2 separate regions of the Homo sapiens genome follow, and region 2 is linked to region 1. Evidence: chromatin loops called from intact Hi-C (ENCODE). Cell type or tissue: PC-3. All regions are shown on one strand. Each heading gives the region's core, and the rest is flanking DNA. Links, peaks and the distances in the headings are about the cores only.

Region 1 (9,521 bases), core at 685-8,684:
TCATTTACTGTCTGTACCCCATTACTCTCCTTATGGTCTATTTGGAGACCTATGTCTCCAAGACATAACATACATATGTTAAAATTTTCATTCTATGTTAAGTGTTGATAAACTGTGGCTTTGGAGGTAGTCACCTGTTTTTGTAAATAAAGTTTTGAATATAGTCATGATTATTCAGTTGCTTGTTGTCTATGGCTTTTTTTGAACTATAGTGGCAGAATTGACTAGTTACCACAGAGACAGTATGGCCTGCATGATCTGAAATATTGACTCTCTGGCCATGCAAACAAATATTTGGCAATCAATACTCATCCTTTCGTTTTTTTCTGGATACTTTCTTCTAATTTATATTCCAGTTCCCTAATCTAATATTTGGCTATATCTGTTCTACCTGTATATCTGGTAAACCTGTAGAATTCTTAACTATAGTTACTGTATTTTTTAGTTCTAGAATTTCTACTCAGTCCTTTTTCAAATAAAAGCAACTTTTTAAAGTTTCCACTTCCCAATTGAAATGTTCAAGATTTTCTTTTTCAGTCTGAAGACAGAAAACATGATTTTGGTGGCTGTGCCCAATACTTTCACTATCTGAAATCTTTGTGGGCTTGTTTCTGTTGTCTTTTTTTACTCCCTGGTTATGTCTCATACAGACCTTATGCTTAACATTGTATTTGAAATCTTATTCGTAGAAATAATTTGGGCATAGATTGAAAACATCTACCTCCACAGAAAATTTTAATTTGCTTCTGACACTCTAGACTACCTTAATTGAAATTTCAGGCTTGAGATTCCCTGGATCATCCATATGAGAACAGTGTTGATTTCAATTTATTCTTTCTCTAACAGCAGCGATTCTCAAACTTGTTTGTACATTTGAGTCACCTGGGAAACTTTAAAATGTACTGATGCTTGTTTCCTACAGTCAGAGATTGTGATTTGAATGGTCTCTGGTGTTACCTGGGCTTTGGAATTTTTAAAAGCTCTCCAGTGATTCTAATGTGCCCACAAGTTTGGGAAGCTCTGCCCTAAGAGTAAAGCCCTTCAGGACCTTCATTTAATGTGTGGGTATTTATCAGACTTTCCACTTGGCAGGTCCTTTTATCTATTTTGTTCAGTGAGGCTGCCAAATACCACAGCTCCATACTGCAGCTGTTTCTTCCTAATCAGGGCCAGTGCATCTGTGAGTACTTGCTTTTTCCTTCTTATATTCTCCCAAGTTTTTGGCATGGTAATCCCTCACTAGTTTGCTTTTTAAGGATTTTAAGAAAAAAAGTATGTATGTATATATTCATCCTCTACGTTACTCAATATACATATATAGCTGTTTTAGTCAACCTCATCAGGAGGATTGGTCTAGACTGCCATTAAGATAACTGAAAGTCCTCCAGTTGCTTTTAAAAAAAAGAAATAGGGGTAGTGTTTTTGCATTCCTACTCTTCTGAAAATGTCTTTATTTTATCAACTCTCTGGAGTTATAGTCTGGCTGAGATTCAAAGTCTAGGTTGAAACTTAATTTTCCTTCACATATTTGAAGGCACTATCTTATTGATCTCTTCTAACATTTATTGTAAGTGTTGTATAATCCTATTCCTTCCTCATGCTTATTTTCTTGTAAGTGACTTTTCCCCTCTCTTTGGGGACACAATTATCTCATAATGTTTCTCACATAATTTGGGGGTAACACATAATCTCACAATTACATAGTTTGGCATAGGGTGGGCCTTAATTAATTTATTTTTCTGTTCATAAAAGCAATGTGTTCAATCTGGAGATTTTTTTTTTACTCCTGGGAAATTTTATTGTCACTTTACTTTTTTTCTCTCTCTCTTTTTATTTTTATTTATTTATTTATTTTTTTGAGACAAGATCTCACTCTGTTACCCAGGCTGGAGTGCAGTGGTGTGATGATGATCTTTTTTTTTTTTTTAAAGGTAAATAAGTTATTTATTATTTCTTTCTTTTTTTATTTTATTATTATTATACTTTAAGTTTTAGGGTACGTGTGCACAATGTGGGTGATTGAACATGGAGTTCATAAATGCAAATCGGTCAATCAATAAAGCTGGAAACTTTTTCTTTAGGATAATTTAATTTGTCAAAAGATAATCTGATAACCATCATTCTACTCGCTACCTCCAAGACATCAACTTTTTTCAGTTTCACATATAAGTGAGAATATACAATATTTGTCTTTCTTTGCCGAGCTTATTTCACTTAACATAACATCCCCTAGTTCCATCCACATTTCTTCAAAAGACAGGATTTCGTTTTTTATGGCTGAAAATGTATTTATATACAATAGCATTCCATTGTATATACAGACCTCATTTTCTTTATCCATTTATTTGTTGATGGACACAGGTTGATTCCTTATCTTGGCTATTGTGAATAGTGCCACAATAAACATGGGGGTACAGATATTTCTTCAATATTCTGATTTCCTTTCTTTTGGATATATTCCCAATCGTGGGATTGCTGGATCATATGGTAGTTCCATTTTAAGATTTTTGAGGAACCTTTATATTGTTTCCATAATAGTTGTACTAATTTACATTCTCATCAGCAGTGTATAAGCATTCCCCTTTCTTCACATCCTCACCAACATTTAGTTTTTGTCTTTTTGATAACAGCCATTCTAACTGGGGTGGGATGATATCTCATTGTGGTTTTGACTTGCATTTCCCTAACAATTAGTGACGTTGAGCATTTTTTCACATACCTGTTAGCCATTTGTATATCTTCTTTAGAGAAGTGAGGCGGAGAAGAGTAGTAGGGAGGGAGAAATGAAGAGAAGTTGGTTAAGTTTGCAGACTTCCATGTCCCTCCCCTCTGTTGCCCCTATCTCTGTAGCCCCAAGTCAAAGCCTTTCCCATTCAAATTACACACAAAAAAACTCTTTCATCACCAGCCTGGGAAACTAGTGGCCTGACTGTGCAAGGTGAGAGAAGAACATGACTGCTTCACAAACGAACTTTCAACTTCTATTTTTAGCTCCTTACCTCACCCCAACCCTTCATTGTACCTGCTGTCTCCAAATCTTGAGCATCTCAGGTTTTCCATTGGGATGAATGAGCTAATTCATTTGTGGTAACTTGTCTTCAGGTGACTTAAATCCTTGCTTCCTCTGTCTTACTAAACCACTTACCTCCATCTGGTCCTATCTTTCAAACTTGTGTGGAATTCTCTTGTCTGCTTGTTTTCTTTATTCTCTTTGTCTTTTATGGGTTTCTACATTCTTTTAGACTCTAGTTAGCCATTCAAACTCCATGATTCATCAGTTCCTCATCCATACATGAAAATAATGCTGGCTTTGCCTATCTGACTCAGAGACTTTTTGTGTGTGGATATAGTTTGATAATATACATGAAAGTGATTGTGGGAAAGCCTAGAGGTCTTTATCATTATTTTCCTTATGATGTCTTTGTCCTCATTAATCTGATTTTCTAAATAAATGCTGAATTCAAATTATGCTCTCATTTCTCACCAGAATGAGCAGTGTCTGTTTCTTCTTGGTTGTGGAAATTGTATCCCTCTTCCTTTTCATCTGCTACCATCTCTTTTCTGTTGAGGTTTTCAGGGTGTGCATGAATCACCACTGCTCCAAATGACTGTGTGATATTCTCTGCCCCACCCTTGAAGCACTCATCACTGGCTGGGTGGATTCTCACTGAGCTATCATGGGTGGTGACACCTACCATCTTTGAGCTTCCCAAGGAGTATCCCAGCTGCTAAACTGGGACTGATCAACAAGGGGAGGCTGATTCTCCATTGCTGGAGTTCTGATTTCTACCCAATGGGTGCTTTGTTGTGAAAGAGATTTCACTAACTAGTCAGGCCAAACCACCTATTTTAAATCAAGATAATGATCGTTAACACTTCCAGATTCTAAGAATGTTACATGTTTTAACTTATTTCATCTGCACAACACCCTGTAATATCCTATGTCACGGGGAACAAAACTGAGACCCAGGTTGATTAACAAACTTGCTCAGTTTCACAATGCTCGTCAGTAGCAGAGCTGGAATTTAATCCCAGACAATCTCTCCCCAGAGTCTAGGCTCTAAACCACAATTTTATCCTGTCTCTTAAATCGGCTTTGTTTAACTAGCTAAGAGTGAAGAAAATCTTCCAGAATTTAAAGTGCATAGTAGGGTGCTGGCCTTCCTTGATTCTTTGATAATGTAAATAAAAGTCAACACTGGGGTTCTACCTCTAAGGTTCTACCTTGTTTGTACCCAATACTCCAACCAATTGGACACTGATTTCTTAGGTGCTTGAGTAATAGGCTGATGGCAGGTTGAACCATATGAAATTGTCAATATTTGGCCATTTTTGACCTATATAAATGGCAATGTCATATGAATCAATTCAATATTTGTTGAGCCCCTACCTACTTTGGTGGAAGACATGGTTCCAGGCATTTTTCTTACGTTACTTAACCTTTACAACAATATTTCCAAGTATTTTTACCTCAATTTTTCACATGAGGAAATAGGCTGAAACTAACTAGCTGGAGATCACTCAGCAATTGAAGTGGTAAAGCCAGGGATCCTGTTCCAAGGTGGATTCCTTTCCACTGCACAGCTCTGCTGGCTGAGCCCCAGGAGCTGAGTGGAGCTGGAGGTTCTGCAGGCAAAAAGGAAGGTCACATTCGAGTGGCACACTCAAGTTATATCAGTTTTGAAGTTGAGCATGAGTCAAAAGGAGGAAATCAAATGACCTCTGGTAAACAGATATGAGTCAATCAGCAGCAAAAGTCAGCTTTGGGAAAGTGAATCAGACCTATTCCATTTTATTCAGTATTGTCACGACTGTGGGTGTACTTGCTACAGCTTTAAAGAAAATTTGGGGATTGAAGGGTGATTTGCCTAATTGGAGAATACTGTCATGGGAAGCCCAGCCAGGAGAGCCCAGATGGGGGTGGGGAGGCGGGGCATCTAAAACAGCTGGGGACTATTGGGATTCAAAATTGGAACAAATACAACTATGGAACTTAGGGAGTTTGAGGAAGAGATAGGATGGGAAGGTCTTTGGTAGTACAACCAGAAAAGAATGATAATTTGGGGCTCTCCAGAATCTCCAGTGCTAATTGAGCCAGATGGGGCTTGGCAACCCAGGTTAGCCACGTGGAAGCATTTTGGAATGACTACAGGCTGTAAGTTACAGATGCTGGGTTGGGAAGACAGGGAGTGTTAAATGGGCACAAACACACTGAGATATGTTCCAGTTAAGTGGAATATTATTCAGGGGTAGATGCAAAAATAGTTGAAGTGGTTCATAGACATTCATTTTAATTCTATGACTTTCCTCTGTGGGAAACTACTTTCATCTGGTTCTTTTCAATATGAAGTGAGTCATATTCTTTTTATTTGCCACAAGCATTTATTTGCCATAAGTGTCTTAAAGCATTTGACAATTGCTGCCTTATTTTCAAGAAATTGATTGAAACACCCTTGCTGAGCTGCTCAGAATTTGAGATTAATTCTCAACCACTGGCACAAAAGTAGCAAGAGAAGATAAGAGTGAATGTGGTCATTGATCAACAGATGTTTGTTTTAACTCTTTTCTGGAAAACCTGCCAAATACTGGGGAGTGTAAAGGCATCCAGACTGCCTTCTCTGAGCTTATACTCTAATTGGGAGAAATATGACATATACACAGAGCAGAAGACATTGACTTACAAATGCCAAATGTGCAGTGAATAAACAAAGTTACGGGAAGCAAGGAGGCCGACATTGGCAGTGGGGCTAAACAAGGCCCATGATTCCTGGAGAGGGTAGATTTGAGCTGATCCTTAAAGAATGAGCATTCAGGGATACTAGGAAAAGGGAGGAAGGCATTGCAGGCAATGAGAATGGCACAAGAAAGAAGTCCAGGGGTGAGAGAACCCCTATTTGCTCAGAACCCAAGAGGACCGGGTTGGACAGAGTGGAGAAATTGTTGGTGAAGTAGTATGAGTGCCCCCACTTCTTTTCTCTACATGATTTCCTGAGTGATCTCATTCCGTCTTTCTCATTTAAATAATGTCTATATGCTGATGATTCCTGGATTTATAATTCCAGCACAGACTGTTCTTCTGTATTCATGACAGAACTCTTGATTTTTGCCCTCCCAGCTCATCCCTGTCTTCCCACTTCCCATGTCTTTCTCCTGTTGGTAAATGGCATCATGATTTACTCAGGTGATCAAGCCCAAGCCCTGGGAATCATGCTTGACTTCTTTCATTTACTAGCCCATCTCTGATCCATCAACAAGTGACATCAGCTCTTCCACAAGAGTATCTCAAATATGTTCATGTTTTTCTGATTTCTACAAATACCACCCTGGTTCAAGGCACCAAGCTCTCCTGCCTGTCATTCTATCATAGCCCCTGATTTCAATCCTTCCAAGCTTAGCTCCCTGAAGTACTTTCTGTAACCTGCAGTAAGAATTTTGTTTTTGAAATGTCATCAGAACATATGTCAGTGGATCACTCTTCTGTTTAAAATGCTTTGATCGCTTCCCAGTGCTCATAGTATAAAATCCCAACTCCTCACCATGATCTACATCACCCTGCTTTGTGGACACCTCCCATGCCTGGCCAGCATCCATGCAACTTCTTCTACTAGCAGATTCTCCATTTTTCTTTAGGGGAACTACCCCTCCCTGATTCTTCCTGCAAGTGGTCTGTGTGGGCTGATTCCACCCCATGTCCTGTTTCAGCAGCCAGCAAGTAACTCCAGCATGGACAATTAGCATATTCTTTCCCCATGTTACAGTGGTTGTCTGAGAGATGAACACATCTCCTAAGTTGATTGGATAAAACTCAAGCCTAGATCTTTTACTAGAACACTGGTGCTTCTGGTGAGGGCCTAAAGAATATTACAATCATGGTGGAGCGAAGGGGAGCCAGAATGTCACACGGTGAGAGACAAAGCAAGAGAGAGAGGAGGAGTGGCATGCTACTCTAAACAACCAGCTCTCACATGAAATCACAGACTAAGAACTCACTCAATGCGGCAAGGACAGCACTAAGCCATTCATGAGGGATCCGCCCCCATGACCCAAACACCTCCCACTAGGCTCCCCCTTCAGCAGTGGGGATCACATTTCAGCATGAGATTTGGAGAGAACCACGTCCAAACCATATCACCTGGGAACTGCTGGCTGTAAAATTATGCATACTTGGAGTTAATAGGGAACCATCTGTGGGAGGAGGCTTCCTGAGTGCGAAGCCAACTCAGAACAAAGGAGACTGGGAATGGAGAAAGACCAAGTTTTGTGGACTCTGAGTCCAGCACAATCCTTCTTCCCATGCAGTGCCTCTACTTTTCAGTTACATGAGTCAAAATGTTCTCATTTTAGTTCTACTGTATGCTTATGCCTATACCTATCTATGTCTATTTATCTTTTGAAGAGATGGGAAGATCTCTTTCCAAGGAGCCTCCCCGGGAGTCTGCCCGTGTGTCTCGTTGGCCAGCATTGGTTCCTATGTCCATGCCAAACCAATTCCCAGAGGCTTAGGCCAATCCCTAAAGTGCATGGATCCTTGGGAGAGTAGGCAAAATTTGAGTTCTGTTAGAAAGCAGGTGGCAGGTGACTCATTGCTGGTTGTAATTTAACAGGGTCTGCGACGTAAGGTTATCTTCTTTTCTTGGAGTTTTCCAGGCGCTATAAATGTGAAAGAGGCCTGACACCATGAATGGGGGAAGCAGTTGGTTGTATATCTAAACAGGATTGGTGGTTTCCAAACTGACCCCTGATGGTCTGCATGATTTTGGTGGAATCCCCTCTGCTTTCTTGATTTTAGTTTCAATCTCTGTATTAGGAATTCAGAGATTTAGCCACAATGTGTATACAGTGTATACAGCACAGACCATCTCAGAAAATAGATTTTAAAAAGGACCTTCCCTTCTGTGTTATTGCCTTATAGAAACTCATAAAACATTTTTGAAGCCACAGGGTTTTATCATTTTGCTGCAGCTTTTTTTTAAATTTACCCATTCCTGCCCCGTTCCCAGTGCCACCTCTTTTCCCTGTTCTGGTTATTTATAATTTAAAGAGAATATGCTCTGCCTCTCAAACACTGTCTATTGGAAACCACTGACACAGAAAAGGAGAATCAAAATCAGTCTCCTTAGGCTGCCTCTGAAGGATTTCACGCAGCTGTAATTGAATTAGTGCCTTTTCTGAATGGTCTGGGGCCAGGATCAATAAAGCTCCACAAAAGTTTAGACTCCTAAGGGGAACTGTGGGGAAACTGCAGGAAGAATTCCAGGGAGGGCAAATCCTTGAGGGCTGCAGAGCCCAGAGCAATGCAGCCAGCATGCGCCAGATGTTATGAAAGTATGTATGCTTGTAATGTAAATTAATAGCCATCAAAAATAACTGCAACATCCTGGGGCACCCACTGCCACCACCAAACCTAGGGCTCAGGGTAGACACCCCAGTTTCCCTCCCGGAAGAACAGGCTTGATTTAGAAGGGGTCCCCTGGAGGGTGGAGCTGAAGGTGAGGAGTTAGGCGAACAGATGAGGCAACTTGGCCCCTGGAGACACCCAGACCTTTGTTCCTAGGAAGTGGATCCTCCTTTTTTGCCGTCTCCTGTTGATCCTCTGTGACTCGGCTCAGGCTCTGCCTTCCTCTTAGAGCCTGCCCTGACACCTGTCCACAGTTCTGATAGTTCTGTGCTCCCACGGCACTCTGCCCTTGACCAAAGAAGCTCTTCCACGGGCTGAAATTGCAGGGCCATTTGTTTTTCTTCCCCACTAACCTTGTTTCTTGAGGATTTACCAATCACTTCATCAAACGCTAGCTGTGTAGCCTCAGACAGATTTATTAGATTTTCTGAGCCTGTTTCCTCATCTGTAAAATGGGGATAATGACAAACCTTTCTTCAAATGGTTGTTGTGAGAATTAAATAAGATAGTGTGTAGCCCAGAAGCTGGGGTATAGTACTCTGTAAATATTGTTTTGGGGTTATTACATCATCATTATTATTATCTTTATATTTGATTCCTCATCAGTGAGTCAGGGTACATGTTGCGTGATCAGTATATGTTGTTGAGGGAAAATGAATGTGGGATCGCTTGAGCAGAGAAAGAACATATAAACAGGTAATGATAATGAAGATCATTATTATAGTAAGCCAACAATGCAGGGAGACGTGACAGGGTGGCAAGTGTGTGTAATTAACTCTCTAGAGGGAGGGACCTACAAGAGTTCATTGATTGCAAAAGAATGAAATATCCCTGTGAGATGAAGCAGTCAGGCGAGACTTCACCAGGGCCAGTAGAGCCTGCGATGTCTGTAAGGATAGATGGGACCTGAATACACAGAGAGGAAAGGGGAGGAATTTCAGATAGAGGTCCCCTATACTCAGACCTGACATCTTGGAAAATGTGAGCATTGGGGATGTTCCCTTCAGGAGCTGATATTTAATTTGACTTTAGGATCTGTGGCTTAACCCTAAAGGGCCCAGCCCAATCCCAGAGTCTGTTTTATTCTTGTTGGAGAGTGGGTGGCGGTGGCAGTACCAAGCCC
Region 2 (9,521 bases), core at 796-8,795, 120 kb after region 1:
ACTTTCCTTGACCAAACTATTGTTGTGGCAAATGTATCTGTGTGTGGGAAATACAGCATTTGTTCCTTCATTGATTTGCTAAATATGTATTACATACCCAGTGTGCAGCTGCTATAGGAGAAATGTAAGCAAAATGATTTGAGGTCATGGGTCATAAACTCAGATGGCTCTAGGACTGAAACAACTACCGTGAATCTGTGATTGTGACGAAGCAAACAGGAGAATCCTCGCCCCATTTAAAGCATTCACATTTAATTTTAAAAATCAACAAAACCTGCTTCCAGTTTTCAATCCCTGGAACATAGAGGAGGAAGTTAACTATTATGGAAGGGTAAGGCTTGAAGAGTGAGTAGACTGTCAATAAAAGAGAAAGAGCAGGAAAGGATATTATAACTTGAGACAATTTTACAAACAGAAGTCCGGGCTTCAGGGAGAGAAGAGCCTGGGTGAGTAGGATAAGTTCTGGGCTTTCAGTGTGAGAGGTTGAGACTTTAGTACAAACAGAACAGAATTTTTTCTTTTGGTGTGAATGGAATTCTACATCCCCTTCAACCTGTTCTTTTTCCAGAGTACTATGGCTTAGAAATGACACTACTATTCCTCCTGTCCTTCTGGCCAAAACCTAAGAACCATAATTCTTAATCCTCTTTACTCTCAGACCCTAGAGAAAGAGTCCCATTTTGTGGAAATTGAATTGTATGCATTAGTGGGGAGGGAGGGGTTCTCATTAAGTAAAAGACTACAAAACTAGATACAAAGATGCATATTTGGATGGGCTGGTGCAAATGGCAGGCCCTGAAGCCTAAGTTTCATGGAAACTCACCTCTGCAAACCCTACATGAACCCCCCCGGAATCTGATGCCTCTGCCTTCAAAAATATATCCCAAATCCAACTGTTCCTCCTGACATTCGCTACTAACCCACTAGATGAAAGCACCATTAGCTATGGCATAGATTCCGGCAGTTCCAGCCCCCTGACTTGTCCTCTACTGACACTCTTGCTTTGCTGCAGTGTATTCCAAACACATCAGGAGGAATGATTCTTTTTAAATCTAAATTGGATCACATCATTCCTTTCCTCAAAATTCTTCAATGGCTACCCATCACACATAGGATAAAATCTAAAGTTATTCCTATGGACTCCTATTGAAGGGGGCCAGCCCCTCCACACCTGTGGATATTTCTCATCAGGTGGGGTGAGAGACTGAGAAAAGAAATAAGACACAGAGACAAAGTATAGAGAAAGAACAGTGGGCCCAGGGGACCGGCACTCAGCATACGGAGGACCCACACCGGTGCCAGCCTCTGAGTTCCCTCAGTATTTATTGATCATTATTTTAACTATCTTAGCGAGGGGAGTGTAGTGGGGCAACAGGTGGGGAGAAGGTCAGCAGGGAAACGTGAGCAAAGGAATCTGTATCATGAATAAGTTCAAGGAAAGGTACTGTGCCTGGATGTGCACGTAGGCTAGATTTATGTTTCTCTTTACCCAAACATCTCAGTGTAGCAAAGAGTAACAGAGCAGTATTGCTGCCAGCGTATCTCACCTCCAGCCACAGGGCAGTTTTCTTCTATCTCAGAATAGAACGAATGGGAATGGTCAGCTTTACACTGAGACATTCCATTCCCAAGGACGAGCAGGAGACAGAAGCCTTCCTCTTACCTCAACTGCAAAGAGGCCTCCCTCTTTCACTACTTCTCCTCAGCACAGACCCTTTATGGGTGTCGGGCTGGTGGACGGTCAGGTCTTTCCCTTCCCATGAGGCCATGTCTCAGGCTGTCTTAGTGAGGGGAAACCTTGGACAATACCCAGGCTTTCTTGGGCAGAGGTCCCTGTGGCTTTCTGCAGTGCATTATGTCCCTGGTTAATCGAGAATGGAGGATGGCAATGACTTTTACCAAGCATACTGCCTGCAAACATACTATTAACAAGGCACATCCTGCACAGCCCTAAATCCATTAAACTTTGATTCATTACAGCACATGTTTCTGTAAGCACAGGGTTGGGGCTAAAGTTACAGGTTAACAGCATCTCAAAGCAGAAACAATTTTTCTTAGTACAGATCAAAATGGAGTGTCTTATATCTTCCTTTACTACATAGACACAGTAACAATCTGATCTCTCTTTCTTTTCTCCACACTTATGGGCTCCAAGGCCCTAATATGCAGCATCTGCTCACTTCTCAGACATTTTCTGCCACTCTTCCTGCTGATCACTCCACTGTAGCCACGTTGGTTGGCTTCCTTGCCATTCCTTTATCAAGGCCTTGGGGTCTTTGCATTTATTGTTTTCTCTGCCTAGAACACCTTTGCCCAGAATACTTTGATGACTCTCCCCCCTTACTTTATTCAGGCTTAGCTCACATGTTACCTTCAAATCACCCAATCCAAATGCACTACTTTAACCTCTATTTCCTTACTTGATTTATTATTTTTTATTTACCACTACTTACTTTACTATTATTTACTCATTTGGTGTTGCCTATTTCCCCTAGCAGAATGTAAACTCCATGAAGGTAGGGATTTTGTCTATTTTATTCCCTTCTGTTTTCCCAAAGAATAGCATAGGACCTAGCACAGAGAACAATATAACCCTTCTCTGGAGGAATATGACATCCTCCAAGGCCTCTATGATTTTTCAAACACAATGTACAGCATTTGATTAAACAAAAAAAATTCCAGGCATGTGAAGAAACAAGACCAAAAAAAGAGAAACTAACAATAAAAATAGACCCACAGATGACCCAGTTATTGAGAATTATCAGACACAAACTCTGTATTAACTGTAATTCATATATTTAAGAAAGCATATGACAAGATAGAGAATGTAATCAAAGAACTTGTATCTATACAAGAAATGCAATAGAGATTCTAGAACCAAAAAAATCAGTACTGAAATTAAGAAGTAGATTATTTATAGTATATTAGATTCAGCAAAAGACATGATTACGAAACTGAGAACAATAATGGTAGAAAATATAGAGGCTGAGGCATGAAAAACAAAAGAGGTAGAAAATACAAAATAGGGTAAACATATAGGACATGATGCAGATACATATGTGATGTGGTAAAAAGGCCTGAATAAGTACCACTGGACTTCAAAAAAGGGAAGAGAGAAGGAATTGGGTCAAAACAATACTTGAAGAAATAATGGCCAAGAGTTTTCCAAAAATGATGAAAGACATTAAACTACTAATTCAATAAGTTCTCCAAACCCTAAGTGGGATAAATACAAAGAAAACTACAAATAAGCACATCAAAGTGACATCATAGTGACTGCTAAAAAAATGACAAAAATAAATCTTTTAAAAGAAAGAGAAAGTCAGGAAAGAACAAGACAGGCAGATGAATTGTAAAGAGATTCATTGAAAGTCAGAAGGCAATATAATGGCATCATTAAAGTGCTAAAAGAAAACAATTGCCAACCTAGAAATCTATACCTAACACACATATTCCTCAAAAATGAAGGCAAAACAGAGTAGTTTCCAGACAAATAAAATATGACAGAATGTTTCACCCAGAGGTCTGCACTAAAAGAAATGTTAAATAAAATTATTAGGCAAAGGGAAAGTTACTTCAGACATGTCCACAGAAATGAAGAAAGGGATGATGAACAATGGCGAGGGTATGTGTAAATGAATATCATCTCTACTAAGAAGTAATAATGTCTTGTGGCATCTAAAATATATGAAGGAAGCTGGGCATGGTGGCTCAGTCCTGTAATCCCAGCTTTTTGGGAGACTGAGGCAGGTGGATTACTTAAGGTTAGGAGTTTGAGACCAGCCTGGTCAACATGGTGAAACCCTGTCTCTACTGAAAATACAATAAGTATTTGTATTAATATAAATAAATAAGAAGGAGTGAAAAGTTAACAATGATAACACAAAAGTGGGAGAGGATAAATGGACTTAAAGTGTTCTAATAGCTTATCAACATCTGGGAAGTAGTAAAATAATTTCAGTAGTCTCCCCTTAATCCATGTTATTATATGTTTCCTTATCATATGTTCCAAGACCCCTAGGGGATGCCTGAAACCACGGGTAGTACCAAACCCCACTGCCAAAATTTGGAATGTCTGCCCACAAATTTAATACTTTTTCCATTTTAACAAGGCACATATCATGCACTGTGACTGTAACTTTTGCAGTTTGAAGTACAGGAGCAAAACTAGCACATAATTTCCTTATTTGACTTGTAAAACTAGCCTGTAAATTTCCTTATTTATAATTTCACAAATAGAAGATTTTTTCTTCACATAGATCTTAGTAACTTTAATGTACTGTTTTGTTTTTTTTTTTTTTTTCCTATTCAATTGAGAACTTTCACCTTTTCACTTGAAGGAAGCATTTTCTGGTTTCTCTTCGGCATAGCTGAATTGCCAACATCACTATTTTTGCATGTTGGGGCCACTATTAAGTAAAATAAGTGTGACTTGAACACAAGCACTGTGATGCTCAACATTGGGTAAGATAACCCAGATGGCTCCTAAGTGACAAATGGGTGGGAGCCTCTATATTGTGAACATGCTGGACAAATAGATGATTCATGTACTGGGCAGATTAGAGTGAGACAGTGCAAAATTTCATCATGCTACTCTGGACAGCACACACAGTGTGAAACTTAGGAATTGTTTATTTCTGGAATTTTTCTTTTAATATTTTTGGACTTTGGTTGACTGAAGGTAACTGAAATCACAGAAAGTGAAACCCTGGAAGAGGAGGGACCACTGTAATTTATATGAGACTGTAGTAAGTCAATGATGCATAGTATAATCACTGGAGTAACCACTAAATGAGTAATATTTTTAAAACACACACACACACGCCAGGAAGTAGAGGGGAAAAAATAGAAAAATAAATTTTTACTCTGTTCAAAACAAGGCATGAAGGGGGAGAAAATGAAACACTGAACAAATGAGACAATTACCAAAAAAGTGTAAGTTAGCAGATTTGATGAAAACATATCAATAATTATTTTAAATTCCTGATCAGTCATATACTACTTATAAGAGACATACCTTAAATATAAAGAGCCAGAAAGGTTGGCAGTAAAAGAATGAAAAGGGATTTACCATGTACACACTAACTAAAAGCTAATATAGCTATATTAATATTCAACAAAGCCAACATTAAAGCAAGCCCGTTATCAATTTATTGCCTCTCAGCTCCAAAGTCACCCTGAGATATGTTTTGCCACAATGGACAGAATTTCTTTAAGCATCTCTCCTTTTTTTAAAATTTAATTTTATTTTAAGTTCCAGGATACATGTACAGGACATGCAGGTTTGTTACATAGGTAAACGTGTGCCGTGGTGGTTTGCTGTACCTATCAAGTCATCACCTAGGCATTAAGACTCACATGCATTAGCTATTTATTGTGAAGACATCTCTCCTTTTTAAAGAGCATGATGTTAACTAAGCTTTCTCAGTGGGCAATCCTAGAGGAACACTGCAGGAGGAAGGGCCTCTCCTGCTGCTTCTGGCTGCTCCATGGCAGGTCGGTGGTATTATGGTGAGGATATTTGGTAGAGCTCTGCCCCAGCTATGTGCCCAGAATTCCCAGTCCCCTGGTGACCTTGCAGCCTCAGCTTGGCCTGGGGATAACCTGAGCCACCAGGCGGCTCACCTGTGGCCTGGAAGGTTTCCTTTTTCTTTTTTATTTCCTTGTAGGAAAACTTTTAATGAACAATTGACCATTATAGATTTTCAGCCTTAGTATTTATTTTTTTCTATGTAAAATCAGATAATTAAAACAGCCTATCTCAAGTATGCTAGAAGACGATAGTATGAAAAAGAATAATAGTCATGTTTGCTCCCACTAGAGGGTTTCTTTCAAGGCCCCACTCCTTCTGCATATCCACACATCCAGTTGCTGATCCCCTGCCCTGCCCTGCATTCCGAAGAGTTGCTCCCTGTTTTATCCAGTGAAATCTGGACTCCTTCCAAGTTTGACCTTTCTTGGATATTCTCTAAGCCCTAGGGTGCCTTACAGAGTTTCCGCACATTTTACAGTCGCTCTTATCAGAGCATGAAAGTCTTTATTAAGTCCATTCACTTTATTAAACTTCCACTGCTTAACCCACTGATTGGACTCAGACTAATACAAAGGATTATGTCAAAGTGATGAAAGATCGGGAGATAGAACAATCCTAATTTTGTATTCAGGTAATAACATAACTTCAAATTATACCAAGCAAAAATTGCACTAAAAAAAGAAATTAACTAATCTATAATTATAGTGGGAAATTTAACATACCTCTCAATAATTGATAGAATGAAGCAGAAAGTAATATCAATAAGGATACAGAACATCTAAACAACATAATTAACATACTTGACCTAATTGACATACATAAATAGTCCACATAAAGACAATAGAGTGTGCATTCTTTTCAGGGAAACATGGAACATTTATTTAAATTGATAATATGTTAGGCCATAAAAGACACTTCAACAAATTTTTAAAATTTTAAAGGATTGAAGTCACTTATAGTATGCTTTCTGACCATAGTAGAAATAAGCTAGAAATCAATCACAAAAAGATAATTAACAAATAAAGATGATGAGAAAATAATATTTTGAAAATCAGCAATGCTATTCCAAATTAGGGTTAAACTTGTGAGGGTTGGGGCTTATTCTAAATAATGCTGCTTTTGTTTAGTGTAGTTCAAAAACATTTGCACTGAAACTATCTTTGGATGTATTGGTGGACTCACCCATACTAAAAACACAGACTGATTACTCATAACTTGTTACTTTTTTGCAATGTCAGATATTATTCAACTAGATCTATGCCCCACCCCTGGCCCTTAATCACAATATTTAACAGAGTGACTTTTGCATATTTCCAAAAATGAAATACACACCTAAAGTATGACCGTTTGGTAACGTTAAGGATATTTTTTAAATGCTCTGCTTTCTCCATCTGGCCCCTCTATACCTCAGTGTTCTCACATACAAAATAAGAGGGGTTGAATTGGAAGTTGCTAAGGGCTTTCTAACCCTTAAGATTGTATGAGTGGATGAACTCTGTGTGCAAATATTCTATTTTAATAAGCACGTTGACCCCTGAACAACACAAGTTTGAACAGCATGGGAAATACATGCAGATTTGCTATCCCTGAGACAGCAAGACCAACTCTTCCACTTCCTCCTCCTCCTCAGCCTACTCAACATGAAGATGATGAGGATGGAGACCTTTATGATAATCCACTTCTACTTAATGAATAAGGAACATATTTTCTCTTCCTTATGATTTTCTTAATAACATTTTCTTTCACTATAGCTTATTTTATTGTAAGAATACAATATACAATATAAATAACATATAAAATATGTGTTACTAAACTGTTTAAGTTATTGATAAGCCTTCTAGTCCACAGTAGGTTATTAGTAGTTAAATTTTGGGGAAATCATAAGCTATATGCAGATTTTTGACTGTGTGGGGTGTTGCCACCCCAATCCCTGTGTTGTTCAAGGGCCAACTCTGTTTGTATTATAATATGTTACCTGTCAAAACCATCAATTTAACTAGAGGCAAATGTAAAATCTTCATTTACATTGATCCTTGGTTAAGAAAAAAAAAAGAAGAGTCCATGTCATTTTTTTTCTGAAGCAGTGACAAATGCTTGAACTTTGAGGTGACTGAGGGATGAAAAAGTAACTTTTCCCTGTACAGGCATCTAGAAGGTACTGTGATCATGTGAACATGCTGATGATGATGTTTAAAATATTCCTGGGATGAACTCAGAACTGGGTCATGTATGCTCTCAAGATGGTGTAAACGTGAGAGGCTTTTCCTGGAACAGATTTCTGGTCATCTAATCTGACTTCAGCAGTCATATCTACCACCAGTCATCTCAGTAAATAATCTGAACATCACATATATTCTATTATATTTTCCTTTCCCTATATTAATATTATTCTTCAGCTAGATGAGTATGTTTTTAGTAGGAGTGGGGAGAATTCTCAATGCATACAATAAAGAAACACCAGTCTCTTTGGATTTTTTCTTGGCATTTTTAGTCTTATTTATTATTTCTGATAAAAATGACCAAAAATTTAAATGCAGCCTTTCACAGTTTGCAAATAATTCTTCTCATATTTATTTGGTGCTTGGGAACACTATGATGCATCAGAAAAATCGAGATGTTTAAGCCAGGAAGACTTGACTTTCAATTCTACTGTGGCTATGTACTTGCTCTGAGTCCTTGGACTAGTTACTTAATGCTTCAGTGAATATTTTTGACTGTAAGTAGCTGAAATCCAGTCCCAAACCAGCTTAAATGAAAAGGGAATTTGTTGTCTGTTAATTGAAAAAGCCCAGAGAGAGAGGACCGCTGTTTGGTCATCTCAATCTAAAGGCTCTCTCCATCTTTCTGTGACCGCCTTGATTCTGCCCTCCTATGTGTGTAAACTTCTTCCTCTGACTGGGAATGAGACGGATATAGTAGTTTCAGGCATCACAGCTGCACACTGAGTATAACAGTACTAGTTACTAACATATTAAAATACTTTGGTACTAGTTGATAATTACCCATTGCCCTGAACCTGATGAGGGTTCCCAATGTCCAGCCACTGTAGCTTCCCCCCAGGACTTCCTCACAATCTAGTACATAAAGAGGCAATATATGAAATTCAGGAATCCGGGTAATATATGGAAGCAGGAATTTCAGACCCTGCTTCAGTATTATGTTCAGCACTTATTCTGGTAAGTATGTATCAAATATTATTGCTATCACCCTGCTGACACATATCAACATTCAGATGGAACAAGAGAGCCTATCTTTCCTTATGGCCCTATAAAAGAGTAAGAAAACTTTCCCCAATGTCTCTAGTACACTGTCTCCCAATTTCCTTTGCCCAAACTAGATAATGTTTCATTTCCTGAACAAGTCCTATGGGAAGAAGAATGTCATTCCCTTAGGCTCACCCCTTAATCTAGAGGAGGGGACAACTTCTTTGCTAAGTGAGAGCCTGTATTTCTCTATGGCTCTATGAAACAGCAAGAAAACTTTCCCCAAAGTCCCTAGTACACTGTCTCCCAATTTCCTTTGTCCAAACTGGATAATGTTTCATTTCCTGACCAAGTCCTATGGCCAGAAGAATGTCATTCCCTTAGGCTCACTCTTAAAGCTAAAGGAAGGAACAACGTCTTTGCTAGGTGAGAGTAAATGAAACAGAATGCAACTGAACAGAGGGAAATGGATACTAAGAAGCCAACCAACAATGTCCATTTTTTGAATCTCAGTATTATCATCTATAAGATGATAATAATGTTGTATAATTCACAACACTGTTATAAAAATTAAATGAGATAATATAGTACATTACTTAGAACAGAGTTTGGTTCATTTATTTTATAATAGGTGCTCAATAATTTCTGGTTAACAACAATAAGCACAATAATAATAATATTGCTGTTGTGAAGAACTGTGAAGGAAATGTCTGAGATTTTATACCTTTCACTACCATAACAAGTCAGCCTGCCATGGTTTAACAGATCCTAGAAAAAGACACAAC

What was found. Hi-C counts contacts between places; a loop is a spot of excess contacts. Peaks named below come from ENCODE experiments on the same cell type or tissue, not always from the same donor. Only the 100,000 strongest peaks of a DNase experiment are listed, where the experiment ranks them.
Region 2: a loop joins it to region 1, with 7 times the contacts of the local background. A loop is called at or near these places in 2 of 110 quality-filtered maps.

Annotation. Positions count from the first base shown.
Region 1 is chr5:115,455,797-115,465,317 of GRCh38, reverse strand. No RefSeq gene overlaps it. Among named protein-coding and RNA genes, the nearest start is that of FEM1C, 84 kb to the left of the region's middle. RefSeq lists an enhancer at 3,817-5,016. In PC-3, for the core only: no CTCF peak of the experiment used is centred there; DNase peaks (open chromatin) are centred at 3,247, 3,617, 4,677 and 5,357; H3K4me3 peaks cover 1,419 bases; H3K27ac peaks cover 4,264 bases.
Region 2 is chr5:115,339,193-115,348,713 of GRCh38, reverse strand. No RefSeq gene overlaps it. Among named protein-coding and RNA genes, the nearest start is that of CCDC112, 47 kb to the right of the region's middle. In PC-3, for the core only: no CTCF peak of the experiment used is centred there; no DNase peak of the experiment used is centred there; H3K27ac peaks cover 1,078 bases.